Linked DNA regions of Homo sapiens: region 1 is linked to region 2. The links are chromatin loops, found by intact Hi-C in ENCODE. Cell type or tissue: chondrocyte. All regions are shown on one strand. Links, peaks and the distances in the headings refer to the core of each region. The heading gives the core; the rest is flanking DNA.

Evidence for each region. Hi-C counts contacts between places; a loop is a spot of excess contacts. Peaks named below come from ENCODE experiments on the same cell type or tissue, not always from the same donor. Only the 100,000 strongest peaks of a DNase experiment are listed, where the experiment ranks them.
Region 1: it touches region 2 in a loop (2.0-fold over the local background); 1 of 110 quality-filtered maps calls a loop at or near these places.

Annotation. Positions count from the first base shown.
Region 1 is chr15:56,535,145-56,545,291 of GRCh38, forward strand. The region is part of intron 1 of LOC105370832 (a long non-coding RNA gene); the gene reads right to left. Among named protein-coding and RNA genes, the nearest start is that of MNS1, 75 kb to the left of the region's middle. In chondrocyte, for the core only: no CTCF peak of the experiment used is centred there; a DNase peak (open chromatin) is centred at 5,607.
Region 2 is chr15:56,618,275-56,628,421 of GRCh38, forward strand. No RefSeq gene overlaps it. Among named protein-coding and RNA genes, the nearest start is that of ZNF280D, 110 kb to the right of the region's middle. In chondrocyte, for the core only: no CTCF peak of the experiment used is centred there; no DNase peak of the experiment used is centred there.

The sequences.
Region 1 (10,147 bases), core at 3,211-8,210, 82 kb before region 2:
GCAAAACAGCCTCAGGCAGGTCCTTCAGGAGGTATTCCAGAAAAAGACATGATCATAGGAGATGACGGCTCCATGAATGTTAATGTCCCTGAAGACCATAAGATGTGGAGGTGGAAGACAGTAGAACTGATCATCCTGACCCTTTGTAGGCCTAAGATAACGTATGTGTTTGTGTCTTTGTTTTTAACAAAAAAGCTTAGAAAGTGAAACATTAAATAGGAAAAAGCTTATAGAATAGGATATAAAGAAATATTGTTGTACATCTGTACAATGTGTTTGTATTTTAAGTATTACAAAATAATCAAATAGTTAAAAAAAGTTTATAAAATAAAAAAGTTACAGTAAGTTTAGGTTAATTTACTATTGAAGAAAGAAAAAAATTTAGTGTAGCCTATGTGTACAATGTTTATAAAGTCTACAGTAGTGTACAGTAGTGTCCTAGGCCTTCACATTCACTCACCACTCACTCACTCAGAGCAACCTCCAGTCCCACAGCCTCCATTCATGGTAAATGCCCTATACAGGCGTGCCATTTTTAATCCTTTATATTCTGCCTTTACTGTACCTTTCCTATGTTTACATATGTTTAGATAGACAAACATTTACCATTGTGTTACAATTGCCTACAGTATTCAGTACAGTAACATGCTGTACAGATTCGTTGCCTAGGAGCAATTGGCCATATCATATATCCTATGTGTGTAGTAGGCTATACCGTCTAGGTTTGTTTCAGTACTGTACACTCTGTGACGGTTGCACAACGACAAAATCGCCTAACGATGCATTTCTCAGAATGTATCCCCATTGTTAAGTGACTCATGACTGTATTAGGGTCCAGGAGGCACCCTTGGTTTCATAGATCATGACAGTGATATTTATGTTTGTAGGCCATTGATCAATATTGACAACACAACTATCATAAAATGTAGAGCTCTATTTGTGTTTTCTCACTTTAGTTTGTTCAAAGTAGCCCATTGCACACTGATTATTCTCAAAGTAGGAAGCCTATGGATTCTTCAGGATAGAGTGGGACTTCGTGAATGAAATTTTTTGTTTTTTTGGTAGGGTAATTTACATCTTTAATAGGGACTATTATAAAAACTTGAAACATACTGACCTTGTACATCGAAGCCCCATTCAACATCAGACTATGGACACTAGGGCCATGGCCACACTAACTTGTAAGAAGGTGGAGCTCAGAGGTGGTCCGCTCCTCACTCTCAGTGACGTGTGAATCCAGATGATGACATCAGCAGACCAAATAGCATCTGCTCTCCTTTCTCCTCAAAATCTTCACAACCACATATGCAAACACACAGGCACATACTTGCTAGATCTAAAAATTAGTTTATGTGAAATATTGAACACTTCTACTGAGAGTCAGACGTATTGTCTTGAGAAGTAACACAGTGAAGCTACTCTGTTTTTTTTTTTTTTAATGTGTTTATCAGATTCAGTTGAGCCTGGAGTAAAGGCATGAGGAAGGGAGCCTCCAGCTGACAGACTCTGTTAGATCACAGAATAAAAGAAGCTAGAAAGAAGTCTGGAGACAAAGAGTGCTCTTTAGAGGGATGAAGCAGAAAGGGGACAATGGGACATTCTGTATGTACTTTGCCTGCTTCAAAACTATGTCTTAGAAATTCGGCTAGTAAACAACAAGTCAAAGCCAAGCTAAAGTCAACTAGAGGCAACCCCACTGTCTCTGAACCCACAAGTTGGGACGGGCTAAAGCTTTTAAGACAATTGTTTGTTTCTTCTTTTCTATAAGGGTAGTCCGAATCTGCCTTTCCAGCACATCTTCTGTTACTCCAATCCTGACCTAATGCTGGCCCCTTTTCTTGAATACTCCATGCAATTCTGGGCGTTCGTGACTTAGCTCAGGCTGTTTTCTCTCTTTAAAAACTCTCTGGGCCAGGCATGGTGGTTCATGCCTGTAATCCTAGCATTTTGAGAGGCCAAGGCGGGCGAATCACTTGAGTTCAGAACTTTGAGACCAGCCTGGGCAACATGGCAAAGCCCCATCTCTACCAAAAAAAAAATACAAAAAATTACCAAGGTGCCGTGGTATGTGCCTGTAGTCCCAGCTACTTGGGAGGCTGAGGTGGGAGAATCATCTGAGCCTGGGAAGTCAAGGCCGCAGTGAGCCATGATTGTGCCACTGCACTCCAATGTAGATGTTAGAGTGAGACCCTTTCTCCAAAATAAAAATTAAATTAAAAAAAAATCTCTTTGCCATCCTATTTGAAAATCCCTACATATCTTTTACACCCAAGCTCAAAGATATTCTCTCCTATGACATCTTTCTTGGGCAGGTAAATCAGTTCCTCCATCGTGTTTCCAGGATATGTTTTACACATTTATTGCCTTATATTGGGATTGAGTGTTGCCTTCCCATTAAGATGAACTCCCAGAGAGGAGTGATGGCATTTAATCATCTATGAATCATCAAAGTTTAGTCCACAGTAGGTGCTCCATACATACTTAATTAACAAATGAATGAATGAATAAAGCATTGCAATTTTTAAGGGAAGAAGCAGATGAGGACTTAGCAGGTGAGAAAGTTCCAAACAAAGTGCTAATGAATACTCCAGCCACTTTCTTGCAGAAGTTCATCTTTCACTTCCAGGCATTTGATTCTCAACATTTCTGTCCTTTTCCAAATTAGAGCTGTAACCCAGGTAAGTGTCAAAGCTTAGAAAAACCATGGGAAAAACCTTGGGATCCTGATAAATTTGAAGACAAACTTAAACTTCAGTGAAGTGACAACATTGCCTGCTTAGGTTATTTCTTTATGCATTTAAGAGAGGTTTATCTCTCCAAACCCAGCTGTGGTTTGATCTCACACTTCCTTCACACTTGCTTCAACACCTGTTAACCACAACCATGAGGCTGCCGGGCCTGGCTTCATCTTGCTTTCTGGCTGTTGCTACAATGGTGTAACCGCGGCTCCGCAGCTGCTATGTTGGCAGTCACTCCAGGGGCTGGGGCCTGGCTTCTGCCTTTGGGGAGCTTTAACAGTCACACAGGTCTTGGTGCAATAGATGCTTCCCTTCTTCTGGCTCCCACAGCCTTTTGCTCATCTGTCCTTGCAAAGCCTATCATATTTCACTGTAGTTAGCTCATGTGTATCTATTGCCCTCACTGTGAGGAAAGGACCATGTCCTACTCATTTTTCTCTCACACTTACCAGTGCTGGCACTGGAAGGAAAGAATGAAAACTGAGTGACCACATGAATTAATGAAACATTCTCCTTAAAATTATTTGTTGGAACTTTAAATAAAACACTCATCATCCTATCAGTTATTACACCCCCCCCAAAATGATACTTCTGATTTAGTGTAATTGGTTGCTTTTTCCCTCCCCCTTCACCCTGGAAACAAGTAATCTTTCTTGATTATCAACATCTATTCCCTAATACAAAAATAGAAAAGAAAAACATGGACTTGTTATAAACCTACTGATGGCTTCCTCTCCGAGAGCTACCTTTGTACATCTCTAAATAATATTTAACAATATTTGATTTCCTCAACCTCTCAGATTAGTGTGTCTGAGACATTATGTGGACACTGTGCATACTGCTTATGTATCTGAGCATATCTAATTCCATTAATGGCATGAATATAATGATGCTCCATTTAAAAAATATTACATGCAATTTTTTCATTTGGAGAATGGAATGCTTCTGGCTTTTTGGGGTCTTGAGAATTAAGTATCTCTTTGGAATCTTCAGGAAATTAGGTAAAATACTGAAAGTTTATCATGCATTTTAGAAATAAGGATGCCAGGTTATTCTCCACTTGAATGATCTATTTTGACTCACCTAAATTTAACTCTTCATTTCCAAGTCAGATCAGAGAGTGCTCACGGGCATGGTAAGGTGGGAAGTGAGGGCTTCGGCTCAAACCAGACTTAAGCTTGCTGAGCATCTTGACCACATTAGTAAACTCTTTTCTCTTCAGGTCTGTGAAGCAGGGATAATATTACTGACTGCAGAGGGTTACTGTGAAAATTAAAAGACAACATTGCATGCATAACATTCTTAGCTGTATTTTGTGAAACAGCATTCCCTCTACTGAAGTTAGTATCCTTCCTTTCCTCATTTACTGGTCACCAACAATGCTTCTTTTCCCAACAGGGTGCACTGTAGTGTTGATACGCAAGTATCACTTCCTATAGAACGGGGAAGTTGAGGTGTGTGCATTATACAGTTACACAGTTGAAGCAAATGTTAAGAACAATTCCCCGGTATTTTGATATAACGCACTCTGGGACCTTCTGGTTCTTCTCTAGTGGCGGTGCCTTTATTCAGTCCAGAGACTTCTCCTCTTAGCCTCAGTCTCTGAGATTACTACTTCACCCACACTCCTTTTCTCCTCAACCTCCAGACCTCAGGAGCAGGTTCTTGTCTTTGCTTTTCTTCTCCACATTCCCGCCAGCTCAGCCAGCAGCCTCCCTGGGTTCTCCTCACAGAAAAACCTCCGGTTTTCGTAGTCCAGACTCCACTTCTCTGATCTGAGGCTGTTCCCCGGATCACACCCTGAGTGTCATTCTCCTTAGCTCTTCCCGAGCAAACACTCTTGTCCTCAGAATGTCAGGTTCTCCTTGATAGGGTGTTTCTCTACCTTCTCCAGCTGGGTCATTTACTTAATCCTTTTCTGACCTTTGGTTATCCTAAAGGCACATCTCAGCTTGTCACAGTCACTCTTTTTTACCATTTTAATCCTCTTAGAATCACATGGAAAATCCCTGTCCTTGGCAGGAGTAATAGAGATGAACACAGACAAAGGCCCATTTATAGCTGAACAACACCCTTGACTTTGGAAGTGTTTCTCCTCTTCCTTTACAAAAGCGAAGCACTTCAAGCGCACACTTTTCTTATATCCACTATTTCTACCTGTTTCCCTTCAACTAACAGTAAAGGAGATAGAGGACTTTTAAATTTAAAATCGTTCCTTCCTTCCTTCCCTCCCTCCCTCCCTCCCTTTCTTTCTTTCTTTTTCTTTCTTTCCTTCTCTTTCTTTCTCTCTCTTTCTTTCTTTCGTTTTCTTTCTTTTGACGGTCTCCCTCTGTTGCTGAGGCTGGACTGTACTGCCCTGATCTCGGCTGGCTGCAACCTCCCTGCTTCGGGCTCCCGTGATTCTCCTGCCCCCGCCTGCCGAGTGCCTGGGATTGCAGGCAAGCGCCGCCACGCCTGACTGGTTTTTCTATTTTTGGTGGAGACGGGGTTTCGCCGTATTGGCCGGGCTGGTCTCCAGCTCCTGACCTCCAGTGATCTGCCCGCCTCGGCCTCCGGAGGTGCTGGGATTGCAGACGGAGTCTCGCTCACTCAATGCTCAATGTTGCCCAAGCTGGAGTGCAGTGGCGTGATCTCGGCTAGCTACAACCTCCACCTCCCAGCCGCCTGCCTTGGCCTCCCAAAGTGCTAAGATTACAGCCTCTGCCCGGCTGCCACCCCGTCTAGGAAGTGAGGAGCGTCTCTGCCTGGCCGCCCATCGTCTGGGATGTGATGAGCCCCTCTGCCTGGCCGCCCATCGTCTGGGATGTGAGGAGCACCTCTGCCCGGCCGCCCATCGTCTGGGATGTGAGGAGCGCCTCTGCACGGCCGCCCCGTCTGGGATGTGAGGAGCGCCTCTGCCCAGCCGCCACCCTGCCTGGGAAGTGAGGAGCGCCTCTGCCCGGCCACCCTGTCTGGGAAGTGAGGAGTGCCTCTGCCCGGCAGCTGTGCAATCTTCCAACTGTGAAGTGACATCCTTTCCGCAGGTGTACCCAACAGCTCCGAAGAGACAGCGACCATCGAGAACGGGCCATGATGACAATGGTGGTTTTGTTGAAAAGAAAAGGGGGAAATGTGGGGAAAAGAAAGAGAGATCAGATTGTTACTGTGTCTGTGTAGAAAGAAGTAGACATAGGAGACTCCATTTTGTTCTTTACTAAGAAAAATTCTTCTGCCTTGGGATGCTGTTAATCTATAACCTTACCCCCAACCCCGTGCTCTCTGAAACATGTGCTGTGTCAACTCAGGGTTAAATGGAATAAGGGCGGTACAAGATGTGCTTTGTCAAACAGATGCTTGAAGGCAGCATGCTCGTTAAGAGTCATCACCACTCCCTAATCTCAAGTACCCAGGGACACAAAAATTGCGGAAGGCCGCAGGGACCTCTGCCTAGGAAAACCAGAGACCTTTGTTCATGTGTTTATCTGCTGACTTTCTCTCCACTATTATCCTATGACCCTGCCACATCCCCCACTCTAAGAAACACCCAAGAATGATAAATTTTAAATATTTATTTTTCCTCTTTTAAAAAAGATCAAAAATGTTCACTCTGATGGTAGTTTCTTCTGCTGTGCAGAAGCTCTGCACAGCAGAAGAAACTACCATCAGAGTGAACAGGCAACCTACAGAATGGGAGAAAATTTTTGCAACCTACTCATCTGACAAAGGGCTAATATCCAGAATCTACAAAGAACTCAAACAAATTTACAAGAAAAAAAAACAAACAACCCCATCAAAAAGTGGGTGAAGGATATGAACAGACACTTCTCAAAAGAAGACATTTATGCAGCCAAAAAACACATTAAAAAGTGCTCATCATCACTGGCCATCAGAGAAATGCAAATCAAAACCACAATGAGATACCATCTCACACCAGTTAGAATGGCAATCATTAAAAAGTCAGGAAACAACAGGTGCTGGAGAGGATGTGGAGAAACAGGAACACTTTTACACTGTTGGTGGGACTATAAACTAGTTAAACCATTGTGGAAGTCAGTGTGGCGATTCCTCAGGGATCTAGAACTAGAAATACCATTTGACCCAGCCATCCCATTACTGGGTATATACCCAAAGGATTATAAATCATGCTGCTATAAAGACACATGCACACGTATGTTTATTGCAGCACTATTCACAATAGCAAAGACTTGGAACCAACCCAAATGTCCGACAATGATAGACTGGATTAAGAAAATGTGGCACACATACACCATGGAATACTATGCAGCCATAAAAAAGGATGAGTTCATGTCCTTTTTAGGCACATGGATGAAGCTGGAAACCATCATTCTCAGCAAACTATCGCAAGGACAGAAAACCAAACACCACATGTTCTCACTCATAGGTGGGAATTGAACGATGAGAACACATGGACACAGGAAGGGGAACATAACACACCGGGGCCTGTTGTGGGGTGGGAGGAGGGGGGAGGGATAGCATTAGGAGATATACCTAATGCTAAATAATGAGTTAATGGGTGTAGCACACCGACATGGCACATATATACATATGTAACAAACCTGCACATTGTGCACATGTACCCTAAAACTTAAAGTATAATAATAATAAAATTAAAAAAATAATAATTTAATAACATGATTTGAACTTAAAAAAAGATCAAAAATGTAAAAAATACAAAAAGAAAATTTATTACCTAATCCCATAAACCAGACCTAAACATTGCTAATGATCTTGTTTCATATATATATATATCTACTTATCTATATCTATATCCATATCCATGCTGCAAAAATCTCCATACAAATTTGTTTTTAAAAATCTTTAAGCAACCCAAATTGTCCTGGCTATGTTTATTAAGTTTGGCACATGATCTCCTTGTCAAAATGATTTTTTAGTTTTCTTTAAATAATGTGACAATGTACTTACAGTAGTTGATTAATACATCTCTTATTCATAATTAAACTAGGATTATTTGACTTAATGGCTTTAATTTTGATAAAAGTGCAACATCGATGCAGGTTTATAATAAATGCAAATTCTACTATTAGAAAGTACTTAACAAGAGTCCATTCTTGCCATTCATACTATTTATTTTTGAAGCATTTATACCTTAACTGACTCAGATTCATCAGTGATTCAGAAAGCAGCAAATTGTGTCCTTTATTGTCTCTTCAAGTTCTCTTCTCTCTCTCTCGTGGCTCTTTTATTGACAACCTACTGATGAGAATGGTGCACCTGAGCTACCTTCATTCTCTGATCCCCCTTTAACCCTGCACACTCGGGATTCCTCTCACACTTCTCTACTGGTACTAGGCTCTTGTATTTGCTAGGTAGAGGCTCAGCTAATTCTAATGGGGACCTTCAAATAATATCTAGAGCTCATATGGTAATCTGTAACATTAGGGACCCAGGTTCCTTCTACTCATCGTTTCATCCCTGTCCACATGATCTAAATGGCTCCTCACCATTTCCCAAGAGGCTCCTCACCATTTCCATGATCTAAATGGCTCCTCACCATTTCCCAAGAGGGAAAGGAAAGAGGAGGGCATCCCATCCCTATAATACAGCTGTCATTCATTTGTCCATAAGCTGTGATCATCAGATATATTGCTTCATTGTTATTTTGAACAATGTATTATATCCGTTAATATGAAAAATAAAATATTTTATGTTACTTACACTTCTTTCCTGATGCTCCCTGTTGCTTATGCAGACCCAAGTTTCTGACCTACACCATTTTCCTCCTCTCTGAAGAACTTCTTGTAATCCTTCTTTGCAAGGTAGGTCTACATCAATTCTTTTTTCTGATAAAGTCTTTATTTTTCCTTCACTTTTGGAGGATAATTTCACTGGGTACAAACTTCTAGGTAGATTTTTTTTTCCTTTCAATTCTTTAAATATTTCACCACATGCTTTTCTTGCTTGCATGGTTTCTGAAAAGAAATCCAATGTCATTTTTATTTTTGTTCCTCTGTAGGTAAAGTGTATTTCCCTCCCCTGGCTTCTTTCTAGATTTTCTCTTTGTCTTTAGTTTTCTGCAGTTTGATTATTATGTGGAGGTGTGCATTTTTGGTATTTACCCTACTCAGTGTTATCCTAGCTTTCTAGATCTGTGGTTTTGAAAATGTTGAAAAATTTTCAGCCATCATTACTTCAAATATTTCTTCTGTTCCTTTCTCTTTCTTCTCCTTTTGGCAACCCTGTTACATATAGTTACACCCTTTGTAATTGTCTTATAGTTCTTGGGTATTCTGTTCCATTTTTAAAAATTCTTTTTTCTCTTTGCTTTTTGGTTTAGAAAATTTTTATTGACATATCTTCAGGCTCAATGATTCTTTCCTCTACTGTATCTAGTCTACTGGCACTCTTCATTTCTGTTACAAGTGGTTTCTTTCCTGGCATTTCCTTTTATTCTTTCTTAGCATTTCCAACTCTCTGCTTATATAACTCATCCATTCTTTCTTGTTGTCCACTTTTTCATTAGACCTCTTAGCACCTTAGCATATTAATCATGGTTATTTTTAATGTTCTGATACTTTCAAAATCTACTGTGTCTGAATATGGTTTGCTTGTCTCTTCAGACTATGGGGGTTTTTTTGTTTGTTTTTTGCCTTTAGCATGCTTTGTAACTTTTTGTTGAAAGCCAAACATACTGTATCAAGTAAATGGTACTGTGGTAAACAGACCTTTCATGTGAGGCTTTATGTTTATCTGATTAGTATATAGACTGTGTTTACTATTGCTATTGTAGTAGGTGTGAAAGAATAAAATTTCCCCTAGTGTCCTTGTTTTTCTCTGTTGTCTTCGGGTTTCCCTAGAGACTCCTTCTCAAATAGTGTCTGAGTCTTATAGTTTCTTTCTCCCACATCAAAGCCTTGAGGAGGCTGAAGTTGGGTATTTTCCTTCTCCAGAGTCAGTTAGAGTCTAGTAAAACTCAAACAAGCTAGATACTATTAAAATAGATCCCTTGAGAACAAGCCTTTGTTAAGGAGAACAGAATGCTCTATGTGTATTTCAAAATGATTATTCCCCGTCTTTATCTCCCCTACCAGAGCATGAGGGGATTTTTCTCTGTTCTTTACCCTGAAAACCTTATGGGACTCCTAGAGGTAAAACTGATGATCCCTAAAGCTGGATCTCCAGGAAGTGTTCTCTCAAACTAGTCCAAGGCTCAATATCCAACAGTTAGTCCATTATCTATAGTATTGTCTCCAGTAGCAACTTCTGTTCCCAGTATGCTGTGATACTCTGTATTTACCTGTCTCTGCCATTTCAGGGGCAGCAGTTTGCCCTGTGGCCTCAATTACCTGATGGATCTAAGAAGAGCTGTTGATTTTCAATTTGTTCAGCTTTCTTCTTATTGTGAGGATGGAAGTGATAACTTCCAAGCTTTACACATGTTGGACCAGAAA
Region 2 (10,147 bases), core at 2,029-7,028:
TTCATGAAATCACAGCTATAAATGGACAAATCTACCACCACAGTGAGGAATTTTAAAACATTTCTCTCAGTAACTGATAGATCAAGGAGAGAAAGAAAAATCTGTAAGGCCATAGAAAATTTAAATACAGGTAAATAATTTGTTCTCAGATATATACCTTCTGTCCACACGGCTTCTTTTGGCATTTCTTGTAGTGCAGGTCTGTGCCAAAAAATTCTGAAAAAGTATTTGACTTTTTTAAATTAAAAAAAAAAGTTTTTTTAAGGGGCAAGATATTGCTGTGTTACCCATCCTGGAGTGCAGTGGCTCTCCACAGACATGATCATAGCTCTTTACAGCTTCGAACTGATTGCTTTAAGCAATCATCCCACCTCAGCCTCCCGAGTAACTGCACCTTTGTTTTTGAAAGACATTTTTGCTGGGAATACAATTCTAGGTTAACAGTTTTTTTCTCTCAGTACTTTTAAGGAAATCTGATGACATCCTTAACTTTTTTCCTCAAAATGTACACGTCTTTTTTTATCTGATTGCTTTTAAGATTTTATTACTTGTTTTGAGCAATTTATGTTGCCTTTGTATAGTTTTCTTCATGTGTCTTGTGCTTGGGGTTCATTGAGCTTCTTGGATCTGTGAGTTGATCGTTTTCAGGTTTGGAAAATATCATAATTCTTGAAGGTGTCCACTGATGCTTTTTTCTTTTCCTTTTTTAAATAAATTTTTAAATTTCTTTTTTCCTCTGTGTTTCATCTTGGATAATTTCTATTTCTATGTCTTCAAATTCACTGATCTTTTCTTCTGCTATATCTAATCTGCCATTAATCTCATCAGCATAATTTTTATCCCAGACATTGTAGTTCTCATCCCTGAAAGTTCAATTTGGGTCTTCTAAAAATAATTTCTTACCTTTTTTTTTTTTTTTTTTTTGGAGACAGGGTCTTACTCTATCAGCCAACCTGGAATGCAGCAGTACGATCATGGCTCACTGCAACCTTGACCTCTCAGGCTCAAGCAATCCTCCCACCTCAGCCTCCCAAATAGCTGAGACTACAGGTGCACACCACCAAGCCAGGCTTTTTCTTTTTTTTTTTTTTTTTTTTTTTTTTTTGGAGCGATGGGGTCTCACCATGGTGGGCAGGCTCGTCTTGAACTCCTGGGCTCAAGTGATCCTCCCTCACTGGCTTCCCAAAGTGCTGGGATTATGGGTGTGAGCCACTGTGCCTGGCCAGCTTCTTAACTTTTGGAAGATACAGCAGTTATATTAATTATTCTAATGTTCCCCCCTGCTAATTCTGATATCTGTTCGTTCTGACTGGCGATTTTCCTCATTATGGTAATGTTTTCCTGCCTCTGTGTAGGCCTGCTAATCTTTGATTGGATGCCAGATATGGTTAATTTTACCTTTGTGGATATTCAATATTTTTATATTTCTGTATACCTTGAGTTTTATTCTGGGACACAGTACATTTACTTAGAAATTACTTGATCTTTGCAGATTTGTTTTTAGCATTTGTTTTCTGGGTACAGGGCAGTACTCAGTCTAGGGTTAATTATTCCCATACTACTGAGGCAAACCTTCTTCAGTTCTCCACCCATGCCCCATAAATTATAAGGTTTTCATTCTGGCTTGTGGGAATGCACTGTTTCTCGTCCTGTTTAAAGTGCCAAGCATTGTTCCTCCTACACCTCTGATTATTCTTTTCCCAGCCTTTGGTAGTTTCCTGACACACAACATAGTACTCTGCTGAATACTGCAAATCTCTCCATGCAGCTCTCTCCTCTCTGTAACTTGGTCCTAAGAACTCTCACTTCCTGAGTCTCTCTGTGCCCTCAGTTCTTCCTCCTCAACTCAAGGTCTCTCTTCACTTTGCCTCAGTTCCTATTTCCTGTGCTATGACTCGGAAACTCAAAGCAGTAAGCTAAGGTAATCATAGAGCTCACTTCATTTGTTTTCTGTCTCTCATGGATCACTGTCCTTCATTCCTGCTGTTACTAACTTTAACACCATTGTTTCATGTTGTTTTTTGTTTCAAGTGGGAGGGTAAATCCAGCCCTTATTACTCCAAATTGGCGAGAAGTGAAAGTCCTAAAACTATTTTTAAAGTTATGCAATAAGATGATTTTTGAAAAATCTCTACAGGGACTAATGGTAAAATTACTATGCCAGAGGATAGCTTGCATTAGTAAAAGATAGGAACTGCTGAGATAGATCAAAAAGGTTAGAAAATCTGAGATGGGTCCTTAGGCACTGGCATGAAAAATTTTAGAATGAATGAGAAATACATTTTTCTTGCTTTTACTTACTGAGATTTGGAGGATTATTACAATGTCATTCTAACCTATCCTGACTGATAGACTTAATCTGCTATCAATCTAAGGCTCAATTCACCGGAAAAAAATAAGGTTCAATTCACCAGAAAAATAAACTAAACTTGTCTGTGTATAATCTCAAAACAAAAGTTCTTGAAATCGCAGCTATAAACATTTGAATCTGTTGACAAGGTTCTCATTCATTCTAAAAGTCCAGTGATTTTTCTGTTCATTATAGTAACTCAGATGACAGAGCAACCATCTCAAACATCACCAGCAAACAAATCAGAGGAGAGACAAAAATCTAGAGGGTCTCAAATCAGTAATTTAACGCTTCAGTTTAGAAGTGACATGTCGTATTTGCCCACAGGTCACAATCCAAAACCAGACAGATGGTCCCACTCAACCATGAGGAAAGTGTAATCCTGCTCTGTCTGGTTCTCTAGGGAGAACCACTATATGGCAGATAACCCTATGACTACAGCCAAAACATTATCTCTTCTAAAGAGAGATAACTCCAAAGTCCCATTGCCATCAAATGGCATCAAAAGTGGCACTGAAAGTCCTATTGTCATCGATGGCATCAAACTCAAAATCCACTATCTCCTTCTAGTCTCTAAATCAGTAGATGGTGTGCCCTAGTCTCCTCTTGATCTGTTAATCAATGATCTAAAAAGTTGTTCATACCCTACACATACAAGATTGAAAAAGAGATAGAAAAACTGTAATAAACACTTCTATTCAGAAAGGGAAAGATGGGAGACATAAAAGCAGTTAGTGGGCCAAAGCAATTCTCTGCTATGATTTCCTCTACAATGGGGGTGCACAAATTCCTGATTCAAGCCTGATTCTGTTCCTCGGGAGGTGATCCCCAATTTATTGGTGTCCAAGGCTCTTGATCCTATCATCCAGGAGGTCCTATCTCTTACCTTTATCCTTCTTGGCCACCTTTGAGGCAGGCATTAAGGAATATGTCCTATTTGGGGCCCAGGGAGCTTTCTCACTCTGCCGCTTCCTATAGAAAGTTGGGGGCCCACAGGTCTCAAACAGTCATAAACTTTTAATCCAGGCCCATGGTTCCTTTAATGGTACAATTCTCTCAAAAAGTTTGTTTTTTGTTTATATGATTTGAGTCAGCAATGAGCCAAGAGGCACACCACAATTTTTAAAGATAGGTCTCCCCCAGCTCCTCCCACACTTGACTGGAGTACCTTGAGACCATCAGGCATTGGTGGAAGTCTGACCCTTTAGTACCTGCTTCCTAAGCCATTTTGTCTAACTGAAAAGATATATGGGTCATTAGCATTTCCCAATTCCTGACATACTAATATTTGGGATATAAGAATGAGGAATCAAAATTTCTGAAAATTCTCAGGAATTCCTAAATTATACAGAATCAGCATTCTGTAGTTTTCATAACATTATACTTAATGTATTTTTAAATAATTGTAACCTTAATAAATATGGAATAATTTTTCTGTAGTAGTTATACTAAATGTTTCAGAAATTTTTTGCTGAAAAAATTAAAATGTGGTTTATTACTATGAGCCAATATCCTGTGACAAGATGATATATTTTAATATCATTATTTCTACCTGATATATTGACAACAGAAATGAAGGAAACAGTAACATAAATGTGAAATAAAAAATCATTTTAAAAACTGGAAGACTACAAATATTTGTTTAAAAGTTATTCCCAAAAGAAAAATTTAAAGCACATAAAGCATTAATTGTCCTACACAATAGTCTTTATCTTTATTTGGTTATGAATGTTTCAGATATAAAAATTTATTTTATTTCGCATTGATATGAGTCAAGTTCAAAAACCATGACTGGCCTCTTACTTTTTTTAATGATGAAAGTACTTTGTCTGCCCTGATTTTGATCTTGCTGTTGAAACTGATACTGCTTTTGTTAATTTAGAGTTTAGATCCATTTCTGATTTCTTTTTAAAATGTTCCATAACATTCACGTCTTCTTTTCTTTGCATTTCTTGTTGAAAGTATTTGCAAAGAACAGTAGAACACTGGGAAGTGCCAACAAATTGATTTGGTAGTATTTGAAATACGTAACATTTGGCTCTTTTGGCAAGGTTAAAGCATTACACAGAAGCACTGTCAAAATTGCCAATTTAAGGGCTTATTTTGCTCCTACATTGTGCTATTTCTTGGAACACCATTGATAGGATTCGTATAAAGTATACTATCTACATAAACCTATAGATATTTATTATATTTACAAGAATGACTAACTCTCAGCAGCAGATGGGGCATGAACACATACTTACAACATGGCAATGGCTACAAGTAAGACCAAGTGATTCGATTGTGACCACTTTCCTTCTAAGTGCTCCTGTTCTGGTTCCGGGAAATGTTGACCTTACCCTTGAACTCCACATGTCAGCATTCCCTGCTCTTGCTTTTGAGCTTGACTTCAATGAATTCCTTCAAAGGATAATGGCTCTAAGTTGATTACTAAGCTTTAATTCTAACAGGAGAGTTACAATACTTTTCTCTGTCTCAACAATTTCTTGACTGATTTGTCTTGAAATTCAGAAAATACATAAATTTCCCAAAATATGCTGTTAGGAGTTCTCATATAGAAACACTATGGGACCTCTCTTTAATCTAGTTAAAAGTTTTAGTCCGGGTGCGGTGGCTCACGCCTGTAATTCCAGCACTTTGGGAGGCCGAGGTGGGATCACGAGGTCAGGAGATTGAGACCATCCTGGCGAACACTGCAAAACCCCGTCTCTACTAAAAATACAAAAACGTTAGCTGGGCGTGGTGGCGCGCCTGTAGTCCCAGCTACTCGGGAGGCTGAGGCAGGAGAATGGCACGAACCCGGGTGGCGGAGCTTGCAGTGAGTGGAGATTGCGCCACTGCACTCCAGCCTGGGCAACAGAGTGAGACTCCGTCTCAAAAAACAAAAAAATAAAAGTTTTAACAAGTACTGTAATGACCATATTCTTTATTTAATTAAATTCTGTTGCTTAAAGGCCTTCTTTTAATGGTTGGAGGTAAGAAGTTGTTGCCTCTCCAGCCTTGCATATATCTGAATTTCTAGAGTTCCTGTGTTCTCTTTTGTTCTCATTTGCAATCCTACCTTTTCTCGTTTCTCAGCTGAGTTAATTTCTTTCTTAAAATACATTGTCAGGCCGGGCATGGTGGCTCATACCTGCAATCCCAGCACTTTGGGAGGCCAAGGCGAGTGGATCACCTGAGGTCAGGAGTTTGAGAGCAGCCTGGCTAACATGGTGAAACCCCATCTCTACTAAAAATACAAAAAAAAAAAAAAAATGAGCTGGGCATGGTAATGGATACCTGTAGTCCCAGCTACTCAGGAGGCTGGGGCAGGAGAATCACTTGAACCTAGGAGGCAGAGGTTGCAGTGAGCCGAGATCACGCCACTGCACTCCAGCCTGAGCGACAGAGCAAGACTCCATCTAAAAAAAAAAAAAATCTTGTCAAATGCAGCTAATACAGTAATCAAAACATGCTGTTAACATTCTGTTATCCGAAGTCTTCTGATAGAGATACAAGTTTATTAAGAATATTGTATGTCTTCCAAGTATTACAGGCAATAGTTTACCAAATCTCGCACATCAGAATATGGATCACCTCATGGAGCCACACCATCTGTCACCTAAGCCACTGTAATAGTTTAAGTTTGTTTTTTTTTCATGGTAGCACTCCACTTCCACGATTCATGACTGTATTGATCAAGATAGGCCAGGTTATGTTGCAGAAACAGAAATTCCCTAACTATAGAGGCTTAAAACAAAAATACTCATTCTCTCTCATGTGCCCATCTGAATAAACAGGGAGGCTCTGTTCATAGTAGTCCCTCAGTAACCCAGCCTGATGGAGCAATCACCATCTCAAATATGACAAAGCACTACGACAAACGAAAAAAATTCTAAAAAGTTTCACATCAACAATTATATGCTCCAAACCAGAAGCCACTTTCACTCACAATGCACTGGCCAGGAACTAGTTACATGGCCACACATACTAGAAATATTTGGTGAACTGTAGGAATGAAAATCACATTAGGTTTTTAAAAATTAATAAATAAAACTGACTTTGAAGAGGTGAAGAAAAAAAATCTAGATGAAAACATCAAGTCTTAGAAGTTTATGCCAGGACAAGAAGCTTTCCGCTAGTATTGTGGTAAGAGAATTTTCCATTTTTACCTACAAATACTTAAGTATTGTTTTACTATTTTTCTATAAAGAGTATGTTAATATAATAATGGATATTTTGGCTGGGCGTGGTGGCTCACGCCTGTAATCCCAGCACTTTGGAAGCCCAAGGTGGGTGCATTACCTGAGGTCAGGAGTTCAGGACCAGTCTGGCCAATATGGTGAAACCCCATCTCTACTAAAAAATACAAAAATTAGCCAGGCATGGTGGCCGGCACCTGTAATCCCAGCTACTCAGGAGGCTGAGACAGGAGAATTGCTTGAACCTGGGAGGCGGAGGTTGCAGTGAGCCGAGATCGTGCCATTGCACTCTAGCCTGGACGACAAGAGTGAAACTCTGTCTCAAAAAAAAAAAAAAAAAAAAAAAGGCCGGGTGCGGTGGCTCACGCCTGTAATCCTAGCACTTTGGGAGGCCAAGGTGGGTGGATTGCCAGAGCTCAGGAGTTCGAGACCAGCCTGGGCAACACAGTGAAACCCTGTCTCTACTAAAATACAAAAAAATAGCAAGGTGTGGCAGCGTGCACCTGTAGTCCCAGCTACTCAGGAGGCTGAGGCAGAATTGCTATAACCCGGGAGGCAGAAGTTGCAGTGAGCCGAGATCATGCCACTGAACTCTAGCCTGGGCAACAAAGAGAGTCTCTTAAAAAAAATAATATTTTTTGATTAAAAAACTGAATAATCTTCAAAAAATTGCAAATTTGTAATTCTAGAACACGAAATAGTAAGAAATGTGGACCAAGTTTATAAACTAAGTTCCACTGTAATGGTTACAATAATGAAAATTAAAGAATGGTTATAAAGGTATGATATGGACTATATGAAAATATAAAGTAAAAGCTGGCAAACTTTTTCTTAAAGGGCCAGATTGTACATAACTTAGGCTTGTGAGCTACATGGTCTCTGTCTTATATAACTGTGCTGTTGTAGTGCAAAAGTAACAAGAGACAATATGTAATTAAATGGTATGGCTGTTCTAATATTTTGTTTATAAAAATAGGTGGTCAACTGTGGGTCATAGTCTGCTAACCCCTAATATAGAGAATCAAAATTTTTTTAAGGAAGTGGAGGCCGGGCGTGGTGGCTCACGCCTGTAATCCCAGCACTTTGGGAGGCCGAGGCAGGTGGATCACTTGAGATCAGGAGTTCAAAACCAGCCTGGCCAACATGGCAAAACCCCCGTCTCTACCAAAAATACAAAAATTAGCCAGGCGTGGTGGCAGGCACCTGTAATCCCAGCTACTTGGGAGGCTGAGACATGAGAATTGCTTGAACCTGAGGGGCAGAGGTTGCAGTGAGCTGAGATTGCACCACTGCACCCCAGCCTGAGTAAGAGCGAGACTCCATCTCAAGAAAAAAAAAATGTTTTTATGGCACCAGATAAAGATGAAATATTTTAAAAGTTTAAAACTGGCCCAGCATGGTGGCTCATGCCTGTAATCCCAGCACTTTGGGAAGCCGAGGCAGGTGGGTCACCTGAGGTTGGGAGTTTGAGACCAGCCTGACCAACATAGAGAAACCCAGTCTCTACTAAAACTACAAAATTAGCCAGGCATGGTGGCACATGCCTGTAATCCCAGCTACTCAGGAGGCTGAGGCAGGAGAATTGCTTGAACCTGGGAGGCGGGGGTTGCGGTGAGCCGAGATCATGCCATTGCACTCCAGTCTGGGCAACAAGAGCAAAAACTCAATCTCAAAAAATAAAAAAGTTTAACAGCATACTTTATACTTCTCCAAATCTCCACAAACAGCATGCTTTACTTTAATATTTCGGGGAGAAAAGTCATTTTAAGAAAGATGTTGGAGTGAATCAGCAATACAGTCAATTTTTCTATTCTGTTTTTGGTAAAGTCTAATGATCCTAGATGTACCTGGGGCATTTTCCAGAAACCAAAATCCAAGGTAACTTCTGTGATCAACTATCTTTCAAGCCATTAACTTCTGCAGCTACAGCATCCCTTAAAGTGTGGCCCAATAATCTTCATAATAATGGCACACTGTGCCATCAATGAAGACCAAATTATGTGTAATATATTTTTTAAAAATAAAGGCAATTTTACGGTACTTTTAACAAGCAATTAAAAGTTAGCAAGAGCTAATTATAAAAGTAATTTCACCCAACATATCTCATTTCTTAAAGATGTTATAGTTGTTGCTACAGATGTGTTTAGTTCCTCACAAATGATCTGAGTGTATCTTTTAATTTGAAGCTTTCAAGTTGAAAATTAAATATTGTCATGGCTTTCAAAAATCTATTCATTTTGTCTACGTTGATCTGCAGATGTGCATCAGTCAAAAAATAGTTATGCATCGCTTAATGACAGGGATCTATTCTGAGAAGTGCATTGTTAGGCGATTTCAGCGTTGTGTGAACATCATGGAGTGGTCTTACACAAACCTAGATGGTATTGCCTACTATACACCTAGACTATATGTCATAGTCTGTTGCTCCTAGGTTGCGAACCTGGGCAGCATGTTACTGTACTAAATACTGTAAGCAAGTATAACACGATGGTGTTTATCTAAACATAGAAAATGCACAATAAAAACATAGTATAAAGATAAAAATTGTACACCTATGAGTACTTACTATCAATGGAGCTTTCAGGTCTGGAAGTTGCTCTGGATGAGTCAGTGAATGGTGACTGTGAAGGCCTAGGACATTACTGTACACTTGGGCTAAATTTAAAAATGTTTTTCTTCAATAATAAACCCTAGCATACAATAACTTTTTTACTTTATATATTTAAAATTTTTTTACTTGACTCCTGACACAGGGTCTTGCTCTGTCCTTCAGGCTGGAGTACAGTGGCTTGATCATGGCTCACTGCAGCCTTGAACTCCCAGGCTCAAGTGATCCTCCCACCTCAGCCTCCTGGATAGCTGGGACCACAGGCAAGTGCTACCATGCCTAACTAATTTTTTTTTATTATTTTTTGCAGAGACGCAGTTTCACCACATTTTCCTGGCTGGTCTCAAACTCCTGGGCTTAAGCGATCTGCCCATCTCGGCCTCCCAAAGTGCTAGGACCACAAGCGTGAGCCACTATGCCCGGCCTTTTACTTGACTCTTTTGTAGTAACGTTTCGCTAACAACACAAACATTTTACAGCTGCACGAAAGTACCTTCTTTATATCCTATTCTATAACCTTTTTTTACTATTAAACAAAATTTTTTTTACTTCTTAAACTTTTTTTAAAAAAACTAAGACACACACACATTAGCCTAGGCCTACATGGGGTCAGCATTATCAAGATGTCACCAGGCAAGAGTAATTTTTCAGCTTCATTATAGTCTTATTGGACCACCATCATACATGGGGTACGTCATTATGTGGCGCATAACTGTACTTAAAAGATAATTGTTTTTCCTCTTAAGTTTAGAAATAGGTAAATCAACTGTTTCACTTCTTAGCTGAGTAAACAAGTCTTACTGTTGTAATAGTCTAGTAAAAATAAAACACTTGCAATCCTCTTCTAGTGCATACAAACTTCCTATTTCATTATAGTATAAAAAGTAGTCTTGTCAACCATGAAGTCAAACAATGACCTAACAGAAGCCTACAAAAATGTAACGATATTAAAACTTCAATAATTATTTTATAAAGTGTATCTTTACATGATATACTATCTTGCCT